Regions from separate parts of the Homo sapiens genome. Here region 2 is linked to region 1. Evidence: read pairs that join two places in POLR2A ChIA-PET (ENCODE). Cell type or tissue: Panc1. All regions are shown on one strand. Each heading gives the region's core, and the rest is flanking DNA. Links, peaks and the distances in the headings are about the cores only.

Region 1 (11,166 bases), core at 1,729-9,728:
CCTGTTGGTGGCTGGGCTTTTTCAGGCTTAAAAGGGAGGTAATATCACCTAACACCAGCTATATTTTTAAAAACCCCACAGCACTCAGGAGGCTGGCCCGTCAGCGCAGCACCACGTCCGTGGGCAGGCAGAGGCCCCGGAACTCGAGGACGTGGCTATTTTAAAGGGGCTATTTCTGGAGGCTGAGGTGAGAATGCGGGGGTGGGAGGAAGAAGCAGCCGCGGGGACCGACTCGAGCCCGCCCCGACTGGCCGACTCCCGGGTTGGGGGTGGTTAAAAGCAAGAACGTGGAAGCCACCTGCTCCCCGCAAGCACTGCCTCCAGCCCGCAGAAAGACCTCAGGCGGCCGGGCGCGGTGCTCATGCCTGTCATCCCAGCACTTTAGGAGGCTGAGGCGGGCGGATCACCTGAGGCAGGGAGTTCGAGACCAGCCTGACCAACATGGTGAAACCCTGCCTCTACTAAAAATACAAAATTAGCCGGGCATGGTGGCGCACGCCTATAATCCCAGCTATTCGAGAGGCTGAGGCAGGAGAATCGCTTGAACCCGGGAGGTGGAGGTTGCAGTGAGCCAAGATCGTACCATTGCACTCAAGCCTGGGCAACAAGAGCAAAACTCCGTCTCAAAAAAAAAAAAAAAAAAAAAGAAGAAGAAGAAGAAGAAAAAGAAAAAACAGACCTCATGCATTTCAGAGCCTCATTTCTTCCCCTGGGAAGAGCTGCTTAGGCAAAATGTATGCCTGGAGCCCTACTGTGTGCAGATGCTGCCATGGACATGGTAGAGGAGGAGAGAAGCAGATAATGAGTATGAAGCATTCGAGGCTGGGAGAGGTGGCTCACGCCTCTAATCCTGGCACTTTGGGAGGCCGAGGAGGGCAGATCATTTGAGGTCAGGAGTTTGAGACCAGCCTGACCAACATGGCAAAACCCCATTTCTACTAAAAATACAGAAAAATTAGCTGGGCATGGTGGCACATGCCTGTAATCCCAGCTACTCAGGAGGCTGAGGCAGGAGAATTGCTTCAATCCGGGAGGCAGAGGTTGCATGAACCAAGATCACACCACTGCACTCCCGCCTGGGTGACAGAGTGAAACTCCGTCTCAAAAAAACAAACAAAAAAGCATTCAACAGAGAAATGGTGGCAAGGGCTTTGAGTCAAAGAGAGCAGAAGGGGGAAGACAGGAAACTAGGTGGTGGGGCAGGCTGCAAGTTTAAATAGGGTGATCGGGGAGGCCTCATTTAAAAGTGACCTGAGACGTGAAGGAAGTCAGGGAGGTTGCTGTTTGGGGAAAAGCATTCCAGGCAGAGGGCACAGACTGTGCAAAGGCCCTGGGGCGGGACCATGCCTGGTGTATTGGAGGAACAGCGAGGAGGCCCGTGTGGCTGGAACAGAGTGAGGACGGGGAGAGAGGAAGGAGGGGACGGCAGGGAAGGGATGGAGCAGGTTGTGCAAGGCCTGGTGGGCTACAGGGAGGACTTGGGGTTTTCCCCCAAGAGGTGAGAGCCATAGAGGGCTATAGGCAGAGGAGGGATGGGACCTGACTCAAGAACTGAAAGATGTCATTGTGGGAAGACAGACTGTGGGAATGAGGGCTGGGGTCACACCAGAGCAGAGGTGACCGTGTTGGTCCAGGTGATGATGGGAGCTGGACCAGGTGGAGGCAGAGGATAGAACAAAAATGAAAAAATGAAGGCCACGTGCAGTGGCTCATGCCTGTAATACCAGCACTTTGGGAGGCCAAGGTGGGTGGAATGCTTAAGCTCAGAAGTTCAAAACCAGCCTGGCCAACATGGTGAAACCCCATCTCTACAAAAAATACAAAAATCAGCCAGCATGGTGGCACGTGCCTGTCATTCCAGCTACTCGGGAGGCTGAGGCAGGAGAATCGCTTGAACCTGAGACAGAGGCTGTGGTGAGCCAAGATTATGCCACTGCACTCCAGCCTGGGAGACAGAGCGAAACCCTGCCTCAAAAAAAAAAAAAAAAAAAAAAAAAGAAAGAAAAAAAGGGAAAGCAAGCTGGCCTGTGTACAGTACTCAGCGCACAGTCCGGCACACAGCAAGTGCTCAGCATACATTGGCTTGTATTATTTTTAGGGTCTTAGGCTCTGTACTCTGAACCTGAAACCCGCTTCCCCTGGCAGGACCCAGGAGAAGACAGTGACCCCTGTGCCTGGGAGCATTTTGTGTATGGAAGGGGACACAGTTTTCACTCTCATGTCCCTATTGGCCTGTCCCAGGCTGGCGGCAGCTGATCAGACCAGGGCCAGATCTGATGGTTGCAATGGAGGAGGAGAGGAGAAGGAGGTAGTGACCCATGGGTTAAAGGGGGGAGGCCCCCAGGTGTGTCAGGATGCAGCCCTGCCACAAAGCGTGGGGTCAGCCCAATCCTAACTCAACTCTACTTGCTGTGTGACCCTGCACAAGTCACATCCCCTCTCTGAGCCTCGGTTTCCTTATCTGCGAAAGTGGGGCAGTGGTTGCAGGCTTCTCACAGGGCTGTGCAGATTCAACAGGACCACGAGGCACTCAGCTAGAGGTGGGATCCGTGTCAGCACCCATCATGCTTGGTCGTTCACCATCATCCCCATCCTCACACTGTTTGCAAAACTTCGAGTCTGGGGTCTCTGGAGCACAGGGGCAAGAAGAGCCACATCCCCAGGAGAGCCACATCCCCAGAAGGTGTCCCAAGGTTCATGTTCTGCCACCGTTTGGATCCAGTTGAATTGCAAATGCCAGAAAAAGCACAAATAAGGAATGATTTCTCTTTTCACCTAAGGGAAGCTGCCAGGTTGGCCATTCAGGGTTATTTTCCCCTCCCCGACAATCACTGGGGCCCAGGCCCCTTCCACCTCTTTGATCCCCCATTCTTATCTATGACACCTGCCTCATGGTCCAAAATGGCTGCCTGAGCACCTGCCATCATCTCCATATTCCAGCTGACAGGTAGAGAGGAGCATGTGCCACTTCTCTTGAAAGGCATTTCCAGAAAATCCTGCTTATTTACGCCATGGGTCAGCATTGAATCATATGGCACAGACAGCTGCAAGGTGCACTGAGAAATGTTTTCTTTCCCCCAGGTGGCCATGTGCCCAGATAAAAATTGTAAAGTTCAACTGCTACGGAGTCGGGGGATATGATGGGATATTGGGAGATCCCGCCACAATATCTCATGTGGGCCATGGGGCCAGGTCTTGGGTCTCAAACCAGCGCATCTGAGACATTTTAACCTGGAAAGAGAAGAGAGACGTCATCGGGGCCGGCCCCCTGCCTCCACACCACGACGGTTTCACTCATTCCAACATCCACCTCCCAAAAGACTCCAAGGTCAGAAGCAGTGGCCACGACCCAAGCACAGGCTCTGCCCAAGGCGTCCCCAAGGACAGGCCCCCACCGGCAATCTGTGCTCCCCAAGCACTGGGGCTGAGCCACCAAGCACCCCCATTCAGCCTCCTTCCTGCCTGCCGAGGACACCGGCCAATTCATCTCCTTCTCCTCAGTAAACAACTGTCAGGGAAAATAAATAGTTTTTAATAGGCTCATTAATTGAATTCAGGAAGAAATCACCTTCTCCCCAGGCCATGGGGAAGCAACGCTCAGTTCAAGAAATTCAGGCCGAAGGCAGAAGGGGCTCAGCCTCCCAGAAAGTCCAGGAGATGCCCCAAACAGTTGTAGTCACATTCAATAACACTGGGACAGGCATGGTGGCTCATGCCTGTAATCCCAGCACCTGGGGAGGCTGGGGCAGGCAGATCACTTGAGGTCAGGAGTTCGAAACCAGCCTGGCCAACATGGTGAAACGCTGTCACTACCAAAAATACAAAAATTAGCCGTATGTGGTGACACACGCCTGTAATCCCAGCATCTCGGGAGGCTGAGGCAGGAGAATCGCTTGAACCCGGGAGGTGGGGGTTGCAGTGAGCCGAGATCGGGCCATTGCACTCCAGCCTGGGCGACAGAGTGAGACTCCATCTCAAGAAAACAAAACAAAATACTGACTCAACCAGCAAGGGGGTCATTCTGTGCTGGGCTTAAGGCTAAAAGCCTCAGGTGGGTGCTAGGATGTCTTAAACACCTCAGGGGTGCTCAGGCTTCAGCTTTCAGCCTGGAACAGACAGAGGCAAAAGCAGCAAGAATTTAATGCCCTTGTTTTGCTCTCACCACATTTATTTTTAAGGTTGTACCTTCAAGGACATACCAGGTTTCCGTTCACAAGAGCAAGACAAAGTTTTCTCTTTTACGTTTTAAAAGAGAATGGGTTTAAACAAAACGTGTCAAGTACTGGCTGGGCACGGTGGCTCGTGCCTGTAATCCCAGCGCTTTGCGAGGCTGAGGCGGGAGGATCGCCTGAGCCCAGGAGCTTGGGGCTGCAGTGAGCTATGATCGTGCCACTGCACTCCAGCCTGGGTGACAGAGTGAGATGCTGTCAAAAGAAAAAGAAAGAAAAAAAAAAGAAACGAAGAAAAGAAAGGAAGAGAAGAGAAAGAGAAAATGAGGGAGAAGGAAGGAGAAAGAAGGGAAGAGAAGGAAGGAAGGAGGGAGGGAGGGAGGGAGGATAGAAGTAAAGAAAGAACAAGAGAGAAAGAAAGAAAAAGGAAGGAAGGAAGGAAAGAAGGAATGAAGCAAGCAAGCTAGCTAGTCCTTAGGCGATGGGGCAGCAAAACACCAGATATAGAGTCCAAAGACCCTGCAGAGTGACCTCGGCACAGACCTAGAGAGTCACAACTGACCCTCCACACCTGCTGAGGGTTCTGTCCACATTGACGTGACTCAGTTTCCCCACTGAGGCTGAGGTGGTCCAAGGGTAGCCCCGCTCGCACTCCCAGCCCAGCTCCTGCCAGCGTGGCAGCCTGCCCTGCGACTCGGTCTGCGCAGGGCTTGCCGTAGGTGCCCGCCAATCTGCTCTCCGCACTGCAGTGGGCACACTCCAAGCGCAACTCAATACCCCGGACACAGCGACTCCCCAGCGCCCCCAAGCCCCATATGCAGGTCCTGCGACCTTGCTTCCAGAGGGCACTGATCATCAAGCTGTATTTTATGATATCTTAGCCAGTTTGGGGCTTACTCCAAGCGTGTTTAGCATAGATCCTTCCAATACCAAGACCCTTCTACCCAAGAGACAGCCTCACCCCCATTTTGCAGACGAGAAAACTGAGGCCCTGGAGGGTGAAACCACTGCCCCAGGGTCACACTGAACAAGCAGCTCAGACATGATTCAAACTTGCACCATTCAAATGCTAAACCCGATCCCCCAAAGATCCCCTGGCCCATTCCTGGTGAGCTCCTCAGTAACTTCTCCACCTGTCTGGCCAGACACACAGGGTGCCCAACATCCATCAGGCCTGGCTCAGTTCTTTTTGTTTTTAGAGACAGGGTCTCGCTCTGTTACCCAGAGTGCAATGGGGCATGATCATAGCTCACTGCAGCCTCAAACTCCTGGGCTCAAGCAATCCTCCCACCTCAGCCTCCTGAGTAGCTGGGATTACAGGTGCACACCACCACACCCGGCTAATTTTTTTACTTTTTATAGAGATGGGGTCTTCCTATGTTGCCCAGGTTGGACTCGATCTCCTAGCCTCAAGCAATCCTCCCATCTCAGCCTCCCAAAGTATTGGGATTACAGCCATGAGTCACCATGCCCGGGTACTGGTTGACTCTTAAAATCATCTGGCCCAACCACTGTACACTTTCTGGGGGTCCCCAGACCCTTTGGGCCTCTCACCTTCTCCTCAGGAGACAAGAAATCTCACAGACTGTTTTAGAGTTCCCTGACCTCCTGACACTGGTCCTCAGACCCCTGGCTTGAAGCCAATTACTCAGAGACATCACCCTCAAAGCCATTCCTTACCACTTCTTTTGTTTTTTTTTGTTTTTGTTTTGAGACAGAGTCTCACTCTATTGCCCAGGCTGGAGTGCAATGGCACAATCTTGGCTCACTGCAACCTCTGCCTCCCGGGTTCAAGCGATTCTCCTGACTTAACCTCCTGAGTAGCTGGGATTACTGGCACACACCACCACGGCCAGCTGTATTTTTAGTAGAGACTGGGTTTCACCATGTTGGCCAGGTTGGTCTCAAACTCCTGACCTCAGGTGATCCACCAGTCTCGGCCTCCCAAAGCGCTGGGATTACAGGCGTGCACCACCACAGCTGGCTGTATTTTTAGTAGAAAAGGGGTTTCACCATGTTGCTCAGGCTGGTCTCGAACTCCTGACCTCAGGTGATCCACCTGCCTCAGCCTCCCAAAGTGTTGGGATTATAGGCGTGAACCACCGCGCCCGGCCCTTACCACTTCTTGCCAGACACTACGGATATTCATCAGCTCAGAGAGGGTGAGCAAGTAGCTGAGAGCACACAGCATTTCCGCTGGGAACCCAGTCTCCTGGCCTCCCTGCCCAAGGGCAGAGTGAGCTGAGCTTTAATCCCAGCACTTTGGGAGGCTGAGACAGGTGGATCACCTGAGGACAGGAGTTCAAGACCAGCCTGGCCAACATGGTGAAACCCAGTCTCTACTAAAAATACAGCCAGCCATGGTGGTGCGTGCCAGTAATCCCAGCTACTCAGGAGGTTGAGGTCACTGTGGCTGCCTCTCCCTGCAACATCACCCACTCCGAGTACTCTCAGAGCAGGACCAGGGGGCTCTTGCTGTGAGCTGCCGAGGCAGGGCTTTCCCCATCATTACCTGCCTGATCAAGGTCATTAGACGTGGCAATGCTGGTACACGCAGGCCAGGCGGTAGCTCCCAGGAGCCAGACGGGCTGATCTGGAGGGGCGGGTGAGGTGTGGCGGAGCTTAGGTCCTAAAGGGGTTGCAGACAGAGCGATATCGTGAGGGAAAACAAAACGGGGTGCGGGAGGCAATGGCGGGGTAGGGGTGGCCTGGCCAGAAACAGAGCTCCCGGCAGAGCAAGGACAAAGGCCTGGAGGTGGAAACAGGAGAAGGATAGGTCTACATGGAGTGGAACGGACAAAGGGGAGGGGAAGAGGAGGAGAGATGAGGCCAGCGGCCCACAGAGAGGAGTCTGAGGGTGCCATCCAGAGAGGGAAAGTGACTTCCCCGAAGTCACACAGCTCGTAAGGGGCAAAAACACATCCTGGCCGATAACATCTTTGCTCCCAGCCACTGTGGGAAGTGGCCTCTGGCTACATCGTAGCTAACAATCCAGCTACAGAATTGCAGCCCCCAGTGCAAAATGAAACCGTGGGGTTTTCCTTGTTTAAAAATTATTAAGGCCGGGCACAGTGGCTCACGCCTGGAATCCTAGCACTTTGGGAGGCTGAGGCGGGCAGATCACGAGGTCAGGAGATCAAGACCATCCTGGCTAACACAGTGAAACTCTGTCTCTACTAAAAATACAAAAAATTAGCCGGGTGTAATAGTGGGCGCCTGTAGTCCCAGCTATTGGGGAAGCTGAGGCAGGAGAATGGCGTGAACCCGGGAGGTGGAGCTGGCAGTGAGCTGAGATCATGCCACTGCACTCCAGCCTGGGCAACAGAGCAACACTCCATCTCCTAAAAAAAAAAAAAAATTAAGAATTTCCAGGTCGGGCATGGTGGCTCACGCCTGGGATCCCAGCACTTTGAGAGGCCGAGGTGTGTGGATCACCTGATCTCAGGAGTTCAACACCAGTCTGGCCAACATGCTGAAACTCTGTCTCTACCAAAAATACAAAAACTAGCCGCCGAGCATGGTGGCACATGCCTATAATCCCAGCTACCTGGAAGGCTGAGGCAGAATCTCTTGACCCCAGGAGGTGGAAGTTGCCGTGAGCCGAGATCACGCCATTGCACTCCAGCCTGGGTGACAGAGCAAGACTCTGTCTCAAAAAAAAAAAAAAAAAAAATTATTAAGAATTTCCAGACGGCATCAACAGAGCATCCATCTAAATGCAGCCCCTTCTGATCGTGGGCCCCCGAGTGACTGCAGGGCCCCCGTGAAGCTGGGCCTGGGTGCAGCCTCCAGGAGTGTAGAAACGACATCCTGTCCAGAAACAACGCCTCTGTAAACCTGAGAAAGGGCTTGTCATTCCCAGTTCTCACCCTTCCTTTGTGCCTCAGTTTCCCCATCCGCAAGACAAGGGGACACCTGCCACCTCTCAGGGCAGTTCTGAGGAGGAAATGAGAAAACACAGGGCCAGGCACACTGGTACTGGTGGCGGAGCATTAGCGGCCCCCACCACGGGGGACTTTCCGCCCGCTTGGGTTAGTTCTCCTCTGTTGCAGCTGTTTGGAGAATGTGGGTTTGAGGTTCCAACCTCATCACCCCTAACGGTTCACGAAGCTGTGGGGAGAGAGGGTAGACTCATCCAGCTCCTCCTGTGCACCTTGGGCTCCTGGCCCCGTTATCAATGTGACACCACTGAATTCCCAGTGATGCAGCAGGCAAGACTCGTCCCCATTTCACAGATGAGAAAACTGAGGCTCAGGGGAAGGAAATAATGAGGTCATCTCACACAGCCAGGGAGGGTCTTTGTCAGGATCCGAACCTGGGGCGTTCAGACCCCTAATGCCCTTCCCCAGCAGGGCCGGAGTCTGGGCTCCCAGGGCCAGATGGGGCCAAGAGAAAAAGTCCTGGGACCTGGCAGCCTCTCTGCACCCTGCTGATATCTGGGAGTTGAAGCCAGCACTGTTGCCGGAAACCCCGGCAGTTCACACTCTCTAGAATTCATCCGACAGGGGCAATTACCCACTTCCAATAATCAATGGGGCAGTGGAACCAGGACAGATGTGCAGAGGGAACCCATTAGCAATCTAAGCGTTCTGGCCCCGCGAGACGTCAGGGAGCGTGTTGGGTGGACGCTCAGGGACAAAGGCACCATCTGCCTGATTTCTCTCGCTGTCTTGGGTCTTCAGCATAAGTCAGGGCTTCTTTTTTTAAAAAAAAAAAAAAAAAAAAAAGAGAAGGCCTTGCTCTGTTGCCCAGGCTGGAGTGGAGTGATGCAATCATAGCTCACTGCAGCCTCAAACTCTTAGGCTCAAGCAATCCTCCCACCTCAGCCTCCCCAGTAGCTGGGACCGTACGTGTGCACCCCAACCCTCGGCTGATTTTTTTTTGTTTTTTGTAGAGATGAGGTCTCACTGTGTTGCCCAGTCTGATCTTGAACTCCTAGGCTCAAGCAATCCTCCCGCTTTAACCTCCCAAAGTGTTGGGATTATGGACGTGAGCCACCATGCCTGGCAAAATCAGGGTTTCTAAACCTCAGCACAGTGTACATGAGGGTGGGGTCATTATCTGGGATGGGGTCATCCTGGCCATTACACAGAGTTGAGCAGCATCTCTGGCTTCCACCTACTCCATACCAGCAGCACCCCCCTGGACATGACACCCAAAAATGTCCCCAGACGTTGCCAAGTGTGCCCAGGGGAGCAAAAGTGACCCCGGCTGAGAACCACAGCAGTACACTCAACGAGTAATACTGGTAACCCGGGTGCTCCAGCCCCAAGAGCAAACGACTGCGCTACAGAAAGAACGAGGGATGGAGAAGCAGGTCCTGCCGCCAGTAGATAATTCGCAGCCCTGCCCCGCGGGACAGCCGGCTTCCTTCTACGCAGTATTTAATTTAAGTCAAGTTTATCATTATGACCAATATTAATATAATCAGAGCCAACGTTTATCGAGCGCGGACGCTGGCCCAGGCCCTGTTCTCAGCACTCTCTGTAAGCTATCACACTGGTGCCTCTAAAGAACCGCAGAGGTGGCTGGGAGTCTTAAACCCATTTCACAGGCCTGGAAACTGAGGCCCGCGGACGGCAATGGAGGTGTCAGAAGTCACGCAACTTTTAATTGTTGGGGAAGGGGTCAAAGTCCACGGTGGCCCTGGATTTCTGTACTGTGCCATGTTAAGATGTTTCAACCCAAGGATGTTAAAATAGGGCAATTTTTTTTTTTTTTTAGACAGAGTCTCACTCTATCGCCCAGGCTGGAGTGCAAGTGGCATGATCTCAGCTCACTGCAACCTCCGCCTCCCAGGTTCAAGCGATTCTCCTGTCTCAGCCTCCCAAGTAGCTGCGATTACAGGTATGCACCACCATGCCCAGATTATTTTTGTATTTTTAGTAGAGGCGGGGTTTCACCATGTTGGCCAGGCTGGTCTCAAACTTCTGACCTTAGGTGATCTGCCTGCCTTGGTCTCCCAAAGTGCTGGGATTACAGGCGTGAGCCATCATGCCCAGCCAAAATTGGGCAATTTTACTTAAAATCTAGATTTCTGCTTTTCCTTGGAAAAACCAACAGATCTGGCCCTGGAGCCATTCAGGGCTTCCTTGGAGGTTGAAGAAGCCTTTTTGGCCCATACGACCCGCTGGAGTGGAGACTCCAGCCCTGACAGGCGTTATGGCTTGAGAATCACACACCCGCCATGGCTTCCTGCCTCGGTTTCTCCCTTTGGACTGGTGAAAGGGGTCCCTGTCCATCCTCCTGCGCAAGGCCCAGCAGCAGGCAGGCAGGCATGGCTGTGTGGTCTTGGGCAAGTTGCTCTCCCTCTCTGGGCCTTGGCCTGACAGATGTTCCAAGAAGCATTCCCAACATTCCAGGTTTTCTGTTGATCCTGATGTTGGCAGCCCAGCTCTGGGGGCTTTCAGAGAACTCTGACCGCACATCTAAAAAATGCAATTTGTTAGACGCGGTGGCTCACGCCTGTAATCCCGGCACTTTGGGAGGCCAAGGCAGGCGGATCACTTGATGTCAGGAGTTTGAGACCAGCCTGGCCAATGGGGTAAAACCCCATCTCTACCAAAAATACAGAAATTAGCCAGATGTGGTGGCGGGTGCCTGTAATCCCAGCTACTCGGGAGGCTGAGGCAGGAGAACCACTTGAACCCGGGAGGCGGAGATTGCAGTGAGCTGAGATCACGCCGTTGCACTCCAGCCTGGCGACAGAGCAAGACTGTCTCAAATAAATAAAATAAAATAAAAAATAAATAAAAAATGCCAATTCGCCAGGTGTGGTGGCTCACACCTGGAATCCCAGCATTTTCCGAGGCCAAGGCAGGCAGATAGCTTGAACCCAGGAGTTTGAGACCAGCCTGAGCAATATGGTGAAACCCATCTCTACAAAAAAAAAATAAATAAATAATAATAATAATAATAATAATAATACAAAAGTCAGCTGGGCGTGCTGGTGGATGCCTATAGTCCCCAGCTACTTGGGAGGCTGAGGTGGGAGGAT
Region 2 (11,166 bases), core at 1,574-9,573, 350 kb before region 1:
ATGCTAGTAGCACCCTGTCCCCTAAGCGGTAGCAACCAAAAATGTCCCCTGGGAAGCACTGTCAACCCCGCAGTGAGAACCTTGGACTTGGCCTTCAGCCCTGCAGTAGCTCATGGTGTGCTGTGACCGTGATGGGCCTCAGCTCCCTTTCTTTCCTCCCCACTCACCCTTTAGCAGTGAGTGACTCCTATTTGCAAACTGTGTCCCGGACACACTCCTCACCTGGTTGTTCAGGTTCTCCGTGACTGTCCTTCTGCCCTTCCAGGGTGGCAGCTTCCACCTGAGAGGACAGGAGCCCCCACGGGGTCCCCTGCACGCCCTGCAATGAGGGGCAGCCCGGCATCTGTGGGGTCTTCTGGGCTGCTCTCTGGCCTCTGAGCTCCGGGTCTTCCTGGGCTGCTCTTTGGCCTCTGAGCTTTGGCAGGTCCTTGCCCAGGCTTGCTTGGCTGCCCCCAGGGGTGGCACTTCCACACCCTCCCAGTCACCATAGCCCTGACCTGTCGATTTGCCAGACAGTTTTCTTTAAGTCCATTTAAAAATGACTCACCTCTTTGATCTTGGCCTCTTCCTGAACAGTAATGTCCCCAGAGTTGTGGAACGTTAATGTGCTAGTTGCACATACTTTTATTTATTTATTTTGAGACAGAATCTCACTCTGTCACCCAGGCTGGAGTACAGTGGCTAGATCTCAGCTCACTGCAACCTCCGCCTCCCGGGTTCAAGTGATTCTCTGGCCTCAGCCTCCCGAGTAGCTGGGATTACAGGTGCCCGCCACCACACCCTGCTAACTTTTGTATTTTTAGTAGACACGGGGTTTCACCATGTTGACCAGGCTGGTCTCAAACTCCTGACCTCAAGTGATCCGCCTGCCTCGGCCTCCCAAAGTGCTGGGATTACAGGCATGAGCCACTATGCTCGGCCAAGTTGCACATACTTTTACTAATTCGCGTTCAAATGAGCTTAACCACTATATTAAAAAAAAGAAAATTTGTATCTTCCCAAATACTGAGGGGGGAGTGGATTGACGAATTGATGTTTCTTGGTTTTTGGACAAATTAATTTTCAAGCTCACTCCCTGCGTGACTGGCCTGTTCTAGGATGCTGGACTTGGTTAGATCTGGGTCCGTCTATTCCCTCCTGCTCCCTTGAGGAGCTCGGAAAATGGCCTTCCCTGTTGGGGCGGGGAACATGGGAAGTCTCTACCTCCTGCTTAGTTTTGCTGTGAACCTAAAACTGCTCTCTGAAACAAAGCATATTAAAAAAAAAAAAAAAAAAAAACTGGCTGGGTGCGGTGGCTCATGCCTGTAATCCCAGCACTTTGGGAGGCTGAGGCGGGCGGATCACCTGAGGTCAGGAGTTCGAGAACAGCCTGGCCAACATGGTGAAACCTCGTCTCTTCTAAAAATAAAAAAATTAACTGGGCGTGGCGGTGCACACCTGTAGTCCCAGCTACTTGGGAGACTGAGACAGGAGAATTGCACCGAGATCCTGCCACTGCACTCCAGCCTGGGTGACAGGGCAAGACTCCGTCTCAAAAAAATAAATAAGTGGCCGGGCGCAGTGGCTCACGCCTGTAAAGCCAGCACTTTGGGAGCCAAGGCGGGCAGATCACAAGGTCAGGAGATCGAGACCATCCTGGCTAACACCGTGAAACCCCGTCTCTACTAAAAATGCAAAAAAAATTACCCGGGCATGGTGGTGGCCGGTGCCTGTAGTCCCAGCTACTCGGGAGGCTGAGGCAGGAGAATGGTGTGAACCCGAGAGGCGGAGCTTGCAGTGAGTTGAGATCGCGCCACTGTACTCCAGCCTGGGCGACAGAGCGAGACTCCATCTCAAAAATAAATAAATAAGTAAGTAAGTAAGTAAATAAATACATAAAATAAAAAACTGGCCAGGTGTGGTGGCTCACGCCTGTAATCCCAGCACTTTGAGAGGCCGAGGCGGGAGGATCACCTGAGGTCAGGAGTTTGAGACCAGCCTGGCCAACATAGTGAAATCCCATCTCTACAAAAATACAAAAATCAGCCGGGCATGGTGGTGGGCGCCTGTAGTCCCAGCTACTCGGGATGTGGGGGCACGAGAATCTCTGGAACCTGGGAGGCAGAGGCTGCAGTGAGCCAAGATCACACCACTGCACTCCAGTCTGGGAGACAGAGCGAGACTCTGTCTCCAAAAAAAAAAAAAAGAAGGTAGTCAAAGGAGTAAAAACCAAAACAAACAAACAAACAAAAGATTTTCCCCTGCTCAGAACCTTCCGGTGACTTCCTGTTGCCCTTGGGAAAAATTCTGGGCCCTTTCGCGTGGCCCCTTCGCTCTGTCATCTGTGGCCTTGTCCTTCCTTCCTTTCCTCCCTTTCTTCCTCCTGCACCTGCTCCTTTCCTGGCACAGCCGCCTTCCCTGCCCGCCCTTCCCTGCCGCAGGACCTGTGCACTTGCTGTGCCCGCTGCCTGGTTCTCTTTCCACCCAGCCGGCTCCTTATCACTCTAGTCACTTCCCTTCCCTACTTCTCCTCCTTTGCATGTCACACGATCAGAGCTGGGTATTAGTCTGTTTGTGTATCTGTTTGTCTCATCTACTAGGGCAGGGGCTTTTTCTGGAAGGGCCGGAGAATAAATATTTTTGGCTTTGTAAGCCAGAGGTCATCTCTGTCCAGACCACTCTGCTTTGCCGTTGTAGCAAGAAAGCTCCCGTGGGCGAGTGTGCCTGTGTTTCAGTAAAACTTTATTTATGGACACAAACGTGAATTCCGTGCAATTTTTACATTATAAGACATTTTTCTTCTTTTGCTTTTTTTTTCCTCCAACGACTAAAAAATGTCAAAACCATTCTTAGACTGCAGGCTGTACAAAAACAGGTGGCGGGCAGGATTGAACCTGTGGGTTGTAGTTTGCAAATACCTGGCTAGGGTGTGAGGGCCACACTACGGAAAGCTATGGAAACCATGTCAGCCTCACGACCCCTAGAATGTACGGCAGCTCCTTAGACGTGGTGGGTGTTGAGTGGACATTCCTTGTTGAGTGAATGAATTTTTTTTTTTTTTTTTGAGACAGAGTTTTGCTCTGTGGCCCAGGCTGGGGCGCAGTGGGCTGATCTCGGCTCACTGCAACCTCCACCTCCCGGATTCAAGCGATTCTCCTACTTCAGCCTCTTGAGTAGCTGGGATTACAGGTGCATGCCACCACGCTCGACTAATTTTTGTATTTTTAGTAGAGATGGGATTGCGCCATGTTGGCCAGGCTGGTCTCCAACTCCTGACCTCAGGGCATCCGCCTGTCTTGGCCTCCCAAAGTGCTGGGATTACAGGCGTGACCCACCGTGCCCAGCCTGAGTGTGAATTTGTATCTTCCTAACTTCAAAGCATTTAGAGTCATATTCTAGCCTTAAAAAAAAAATGGGGCATGGCCGGGTGCGGTGGCTCACGCCTGTAATCCCAGCACTTTGAGAGGCCGAGGCGGGTGGATCACCTGAGGTCAGGAGTTCGAGACCATCCTGACCAATATGGAGAAATCCTGTCTCTACTAAAAATACAAAATTAGTTGGGCGTGGTGGTGTATGCCTGTAATCCCAGCTTGTTGGGAGGCTGAGGCAGGAGAATCGCTTGAACCCTGGAGGCAGGGGTTGCAGTGAGCTGAGATCACGTCACTGCACTCCAGCCTGGGCGACAAGAGGGAAACTCAGTCTCAAAAAAAAAAAAAAAAAAGGTCATGGGTCATTTCAAGGATCCTTAAAACTGCAGGAATGTGAGAAAATGCGATGCTGACATCCACCCAGACAGCCTCACCATAAAGGAGGGAAAAAACAGCTACAAACAGTGTAGGTGGGGGGAACGCTTCGCTGTTTGAGACGCCAGACTCTCTTGCTCTGGGATTCACGCGGCTGCCTTTCTGTTACAGCTCACCAAGCGTCAGAAGCACGTCGAGCCGTGTACTCGGCCCAAGGAGTTCAGTGTGACCTGGCAGGAACTGAGGGTTTGTTTAAAAGGAAGACAGCATTGCACAATTTCACAAGGCTTTTGTTTTGTAAGCATCGGAACTCTCCTCGTTACCAGTGCTAGCGCCCCCGATGGGAGGGGCAGGGGAGTCGCAGATGGTGGTTTCTGCTGTCCCTGAGCACAGAAAGCCTCATGAGGGAGGTGGCTTATCCAGTGCAGAGCTCAGCTTTGTAGAGTGAGTGGACAAGTGCCCGTCGGTGGCCATCGTGCGGTCAGTAGCCGAGTGGGGGACTGTGCCCGGCCACACTTCCTTTGTCTCACTCTTCTCCTGGCTGACAGGCATTTTCTGAGCCAAGTAGGTCTTTGGCATCTTAGATTTGGGCCTGTCCCAGGAACGTTCTGACTTGTCAAGAAATCGTACCGTTAATTTACGGTCATGCTTTCTTTCCTTGATTGAAATAAACAATCTGGAGAGGCTTGCTCAGAATTTCTTGGCTTTCAAAAGTTGCCTGTCTTTTTTTCTTTTTCTTTTTCTTTTCTGTTTTTTTTTTATTTTTGCTTGCCCCCTCTCTCTCCCTGCTTCTCTGGCTCTTCCTCCCTTCCCTCTTTCTTTTCTTTCTTTATCCACCTCAGTGATCTCAGCAAACACGAGGGGATGGATGACAAGTTTGCGTCCAGCCATCTCCGCCCTGCTGGCAGGCTGTGCCTCTTTGGCGGTGGCCGAGCGCGAAGTTGCTCTGTGGCTCTGGACTGGGATCGTGTTTGTTCAATGGACAAAGGCTGAGAATCCCGAGGCCGACTGCCCAGTGGCTGCTGCACCTCAAGACCCCGAGGGCTCTCAGGTGCACAGTGACAGTCACTCACGCAGACCTGGCCCCGTTTGCTGGTAGGCGCGACCACCGTTGTGTTTTTCAGACAAGCCTGGGTGACTTGCTGTGAAAACGTCAGCTGAGGGCACGGTGGCAGGATTTCCCCCTGCATAGACCTCCCGTCAGCATTCATAGCTGGACCCAAGTGCTGGCACCTTCCGAGCCGCCGGCAGTGGCGGTGGGCCTGTTTGCGTTTTTGCGGCTGCCCTAGTCTCCAGGGAGAGAGCGTGGAGACAGACGATTTGTATGAGATTAGCCGGCCGTGGATTCAGAATCGCTCTTTGTGTGATGGGTCCCAGGGGTTCCTTTTGACCACAGAGCCAGCCTGAAACTACCCACGGGTGCTGTGGACCCCTTGATCATGGCGGGATGGAAATGGGCTGTGCCCTCAGCCGGGACTCAGGACTGCAGCATGTCTGGGCAGCAGCCTGGAAGCTGGCCAGCCTCGGCGCCCTTGGGGACAGCCCTTGACACTCTGGCTCGGTGCCCTGAGTGAGGGGGCGCCACCCTGGGCTCCCTGGGATGCGAGCAGGACCCAAGCCAGGCTGCTGGACCGGGACAGTCGCGTCATGTTGCTGTTGTCCCCTTCCTGCAGCATCTCCATACTCTCCTAAAATCCCATCTGTCAGACAGTGTTGGCTGTAGGCAGAGCGGGCCTCCTGTCTTGCAGTCGGGCCGCGTGGATCTGATTGTCTTGCTCAGGAGAGAGAGAAGATTGCCGTCCCTAGCATGCACTTGAGTCAAGCCTCTGGAATTTCAACTCCTGCTCCCTGCTCTATTCCAACTGCTTCCCCCAGGAAGGGGGGACGAGGCGGAGGAAGTCGTTCTCTTGACACCCCTAGAACATAAGGCATCTTGGCCAGGCACAGTGGCTCACGCCTGTCATCCCAGCACTTTGGGAGGCTGAGGAGGGTGGATCACCTGGGGTCAGGAGTTCAAGACCAGCCTGGCCAACGTGGTGAAACCCCATCTCTACTAAAAATGCAAAACTTAGCCGGGCGCGGTGGCACGTGCCTGTAATCCCAGCTACTCGGGAGGCTGAGGGAGGAGAATCGCTTGAACCTGGGAGGTGGAGGTTGCAGTGAGCTGAGATCACGCCACTGCACTCCAGCCTGCACAATGGAGTGAGACTCTGTCTCAAAAAAAAAAAAAAAAAAAAAAAAAAAAAAAGAACATAAGGCATCTCATGTTACTGTCTGTCTGGGCTGGAATTGGTGGAAGCCACAGAATTTTTTTGGCCCCTCTAGCCACGGGTGTCCTGCGTACCCCAAAGGCAGAGCAGAGCCTGCTTCTCAGCTAGAGCCTGAAGGGCAGCTGCCGTTCATCAAAACAGCTCCTGTGCAATTCTGTGCCTGTCGCTGGCTCAGGGGCGCGGGAGGAGGGATGGGCTGCAGCGAGCGGGTGTGGTCAGGCCCAGGCTGGTGCGTGGTCACTGGGAGCTCGGGCAGCATGGCTGTCACTGTAGCCACACCCTGGGTCCCTCTGAGTGGGTTTGCATTGTCCAGCTCCGCGTGAGAGTTGTCAAGTTCATGCGTGCCTGGTCAGGGGCGCAGGGTGGCCAGATGACCAGTGTCTCCTGCCCGCAGGGCCTCTTGGTGGAAGGAGATGGAGAATAACTGCCAAGAGGGGTAGAAACCAAGCCTGGAGGCCGGATGGCTGTAACCCAGCACTGTGGGAGGCTGAGGTGGGAGGATCGGTGGAGGCCAGGAGTTCAAGACCAGCAAGGGCAACATGGCAAGACCCCATCTCTACAAAAACTAGAAAAAATTTGCCAGATGTGGTGGCTATGTCTGTAGTCCCAGCTACTCGGGAGGCTGAGGCGGGAGGATTGCTTGAGCCCAGGAGTTTGAGCCTACAGTGAGCCATGATTACACCACTGCACTCCAGCCTGGGCAACAGAGCAAGACCATGTCTCAAAAAAACCCCAAAAAACCAAGCCCAGGGAAGCACAGGGCAGTGCAGTGCGCCGGGAGGCTTCCCATAGGAACTGCTGTTTGCGCAGAGCCTTGTCCATTGTGGGAACTGTCACAGATGACTGTGAGCTTGAGAGCAGAGGAAGTAGCGAGAGGAACTTGGGGGTGTGGCCTGGGAGATCTGAGAGGGGATGGGGTCAGGGTGAAGCCCACCTGGCATGCTGGAGGCAGCTGGGCACCCAGGCTCTGGGGTGTCTCTGGAGGTGTTACCCGAACCAGTGTGATCATGGGGACATGAGGCAGCAGGCAGCCCCGTCCTCGAGGAGCTCAGAGTCTAGTTGGCAAGTCTAGAAGCCATTCCTGTCACCAGGGAGGGCCACCTCACAGTTGCCCAACTATTGGCGTCAGTGTGCTGGCCAGGTTCTGAATTTTCTAGGACAGCCTCCCTTAGAAATGATCCTGCCATTTTAAAAAATATATATTTTTATGGAGCTATCATTCACATACTATGAAATTCATCTTCTTAAAGTATACAATTCAGGCTGGGCACAGCGGCTCATGCCTGCAATCCTAGCACTTTGGGAGGCTGAGGTGGGCAGATCACTTGAGGTCAGGAGTTTGAGACCAGCCTGGGCAAAATGGTGAAACCCCATCTCTACTAACAATACAAAAGAATTAGCCAGGCATAGTGGTGCACGCCTGTAGTCCCAGCTACTTGGGAGGCTGGGGCATGAGAATCGCTTGAACCCAGGAGGCGGAGGCTGCAGTGAGCTGAGATCATGCCACTGCACTCCAGCCTGGGTGACAGAGCAAGACCTTTTCTCAAAAAAAAAAAGATACAATTTAGTGGTTTTTAGTACATTGACACAGTTGTGCAACCGTCACCACTATCAAATGTTAGAACCTTTCTATTATTACACAAAGGCACTCTGCCTCCACCAGTGGTCACTATCCATCCCCTCCCCCATCTGCTGGTACCCACACATCTCTTTCCTGTCTCTGGATTGGCCTGTCCTGAACATTTCATAGAGATGGAGTCACACACTGTGTGGCCTGTTGTGTCTGGCTTCTCTCAGTGGGCGTGATATTCTCAAGGTGTATCCACGCATGGCATGTGTCAGAGCCTTGTCCCTTTTCTTTCTTTTTTTTTTTTTTTTTTTTGAGATGGAGTCTTACTCTGCCACCCAGGCTGGAGTGCAGTGGCATGATCTCAGCTCACCTCAACCTCCGCCTCCTGGGTTCAAGTGATTCTCCTGCCTCAGCCTCCTGAGTAGCTGGGATTACAGGCACCTGCCACCACACCCGGCTAATTTTTGTATTTTTAGTAGAGATGGGGTTTCACCATGTTACATGGCCAGGCTGGTCTCGAACTCCTGGCCTCAAGTCATCTGCCTGCCTCGGCCTCCCAAAGTGCTGGGATGACAGGCGTGAGCCACCGCGCCCGGCCCACTTTGTCTCTTTACCTGGCTGCATCCTATTCCCCTGTGCGGGGGGTGTCCTGTTTTGTTTTCCATTCATCTCAGTGGGCATTTAAGTTGTTCTCATTTTTTCAGCCCCATCCTCTCCCCAGTCTGTGGCAGAGCTCAGGGATTCCTGTGCTGCACCATGCAGAATACAGGCCGAGATGGCCCCGGGGCAGACACAGCATAGAAACCATTTGTGGGGCTGGGGTGGGCGGGGTCAGCTTGGCGGATGCTGGGCTGCGGCTAGGCTTTGAGGTGCAGTGGCCCGGCGGGCCTGCAGGGGTGCAGAGGTACCCTGTGAGGCCACAGGGTCTAGGCTCCAGGTCATTAGTGGCGAGTCCGCGCCACGGGCCTCTTCTCTCAGCCTGAGCTGGCGTGCCTCAGCCAGTGGGGCCCTGGCAGGGACCTCTCTGTGCAGCCACAGGGCCCCTGTGTCTCCGCTCCATGGGGCAGCGTGGCCCCAGCTGACCACAGCTCTGACTTGCCCTTTGCTGTGTCCTGTAAGGTCACCCCTGGTGAGCAGGACCCCTGAGTCCACCACACCAGGGCCCGACGGCTGTCCTGTCCCCCTCGTCCTGTTTTTGGTGTCACCCCGCTGTCTGGTTAGCTGTGCCGGCCTCCCTGAGGGGCTTGTGAGAAGATGCCAGGGCCTTTCTTCCCCAGAGCTGCTCCCGCGAATCCAGCCTGGGGTTGGAGAGCACGCTGCTCCCTGGGTCACTTCCCTTTCCTGGTCCGGGGCCTGGTCCCAGCCCTGACAGGGTTGTGAGCCTTAGGAGGTGGCCATCAGGTTCTAAATGTGCCCCTGGGGCCCAGCAGCCTCCACCTGGACGTCCCCCCAGGAGGTTAAAGGGGTGAGTGGGAGCCCCCCCCACCACGCCGGGCCCCTTGGGAGTGCAGGTGGGTTCTCCAGGGGAGCAGGTGACACTGCCAGGCACCGGCGGTGCTGTACAGTCAGCCCAGTGCCAAGCCCCACCTCTTCCCACCTGCTCTGCAGTGCTCTCCCTGTGGGGACAGTGATGTGCCTGGGGACTGTCACCTGCTCTCCCCTGACAGAGGATGTGGGTTACCTGGGGTGCCCCATCAGTACCCCAGGGGCTGCTGATGAACATGGGAAGACCCCATGGCAGGGGGCGGTCACGTAACTAAACACTACCAAGTGTCATGTGGTGAAGGTGGACCCCTGCCTCACACCATGGCCAGAAGCCAACCCCACATGTAGCAGAGATGAGAACATGTTACTAAAACGATTACAAAACCTCTAGAAGAGCCAGGTGCAGTGGCTCATGCCTGTCATCCCAGCACTTTGGGAGGCTGAGGTGGGCAGATCACCTGAGGTCAGGAGTTTGAGACCAGCCTGGCCAACATGGCAAAACCCCGTCTCTACTAAAAAATACACAAAATTAGCCTGGTGTGTTGGTGCAGGCCTGTAATCCCAGCTACTTGGAGGCTGAGGCAGGAGAATCGCTTGAACCTGGGAGATGGAGGCTGCAGTGAGCCAAGATTGCACCACTGTACTCCAGCCTGGGCAGCACAGTGAGATTCTGTCTCCAAAAAAAAAAAAAGCCAGACGCAGTGGCACATGCCTGTAATCCCAGCTACTCAGGAGGCTGAGGTATAAGAATCTCTTGAACCTGAGAGGCGGAGGTTGCAGTGAGCCAAGATCGCACCACTGCGCTCCAGCCTGGGTGACAAGAGCAAGACTCCGTCTCAAAAAAAAAAAAAAAAAAAGCCTCTAGAAGAAAACCTGGATGTATATGTAAAATGTTGTATTTCCTTTTTTTAAAAAAATTTAAAATTATTTTTATTTCTATGTTTTTAATGGCTTGTCTGTATAACCAAAAGTGATGTTCTCTCTCTCTCTCTCTCTCTTTCTCTCTTTCTTTTTTTGTGGCGGAGTCTCACTGTGTCAACCAGGCTGGAGTGCAGTGGCGAGATCTCGGCTCACTGCAACCTCCACCTCCCGGGTTCAAGCGATTCTCCTGTCTCAGCCTCCTGAGTAGCTGGGACTACAGGCGCGTGCCACCACACCCAGCTAATTTTTGTATTTTTAGTAGAGACAGAGTTTCACTGTGTTGGCCAGGCTGGTCTCAAACTCCTGACCTCGTGATCTGCCTGCCTTGGCCTCTGAAAATGCTGGGATGACAGGTGTGAGTCACTGCACCTGGCCTAAAAGTGATGTATGTTTTAAGGCAGCGCTGTCCAGTGAGGATGCAGAACAAGCCCGTGTGTCTGAATTTTCTGGTAGCTGAGTTAAAAGGTGAAGAGAAATGGGGGAAATTAATTATTACAGTGTATTGTATTGAACCCAGTATACCCCCAGTTTTATCATTTCAGCATGTAATCATCATCTTCAAAACTGTTGGTGAGATGTTTCACACTGCTTTTTCTTTTCTTTTTTTTTTTTTTTTGGGTGCTGTCTTTGACATTCATTGTGTATTTCCCCTGAGAGCTGGCCCTACGTGGTTGATCATTTGGGGAGGGCCCTGGCCCCGGATGCACTGAGCGTGATGCCAGCCTGGTGCTATAGATGGGGTCCTGGTGCTTAGTGGACCAGGGCCCACGCTCCTTCCTCCCACCCTCCCAATCCTGCCCCCGCCTATCCCAGGCAGGACTTATGGCTCTGATGGTGTCTGGCTGGAGAGATGAGACACACCTGACATTCACCAGCAATGGCAGGACACGCTGCGACAGGTGCGGCTGAAGAAGAGCTAGGCTGTCTGGCGGTGGTCCTGGCCTATCTTCCCAGTGGGCTCTCGCCCACAGTCTCTCGCCTTTGCCAGGGAGCACTGAACCGTGGACTGGTCCTGGGGGCCAAGGGGTCCTGGCGGCCCAGCCTGGGCAGCGCCTCTGGCATCGCAGCTGGTGGGGAGGCGCAGGGCTGGTGGGGCTTAGGAGGCGCTTGGCACTGAGGAGGTGTTTCCGGGAAGAGAATGGCAGGAAGTTGGAATGCTTCTTTGGCTGTAGGAAAGCCCAGAAGAGAGACTTGTGGA

What was found. ChIA-PET counts read pairs that join two places held together with the same protein. Peaks named below come from ENCODE experiments on the same cell type or tissue, not always from the same donor. Only the 100,000 strongest peaks of a DNase experiment are listed, where the experiment ranks them.
Region 2: POLR2A ChIA-PET joins it to region 1 with 17 read pairs; 5 of 35 experiments call an interaction of 5 or more read pairs at or near these places.

Annotation. Positions count from the first base shown.
Region 1 is chr19:5,322,255-5,333,420 of GRCh38, forward strand. All of the region lies in intron 1 of PTPRS (protein tyrosine phosphatase receptor type S), which reads right to left. Among named protein-coding and RNA genes, the nearest start is that of PTPRS, 13 kb to the right of the region's middle. RefSeq lists enhancers at 1-230, 7,900-8,009, 8,110-8,189. In Panc1, for the core only: no CTCF peak of the experiment used is centred there; no DNase peak of the experiment used is centred there; H3K27ac peaks cover 297 bases.
Region 2 is chr19:4,972,568-4,983,733 of GRCh38, forward strand. The region is part of intron 1 of KDM4B (lysine demethylase 4B); the gene reads left to right. Among named protein-coding and RNA genes, the nearest start is that of KDM4B, 9.0 kb to the left of the region's middle. In Panc1, for the core only: no CTCF peak of the experiment used is centred there; no DNase peak of the experiment used is centred there.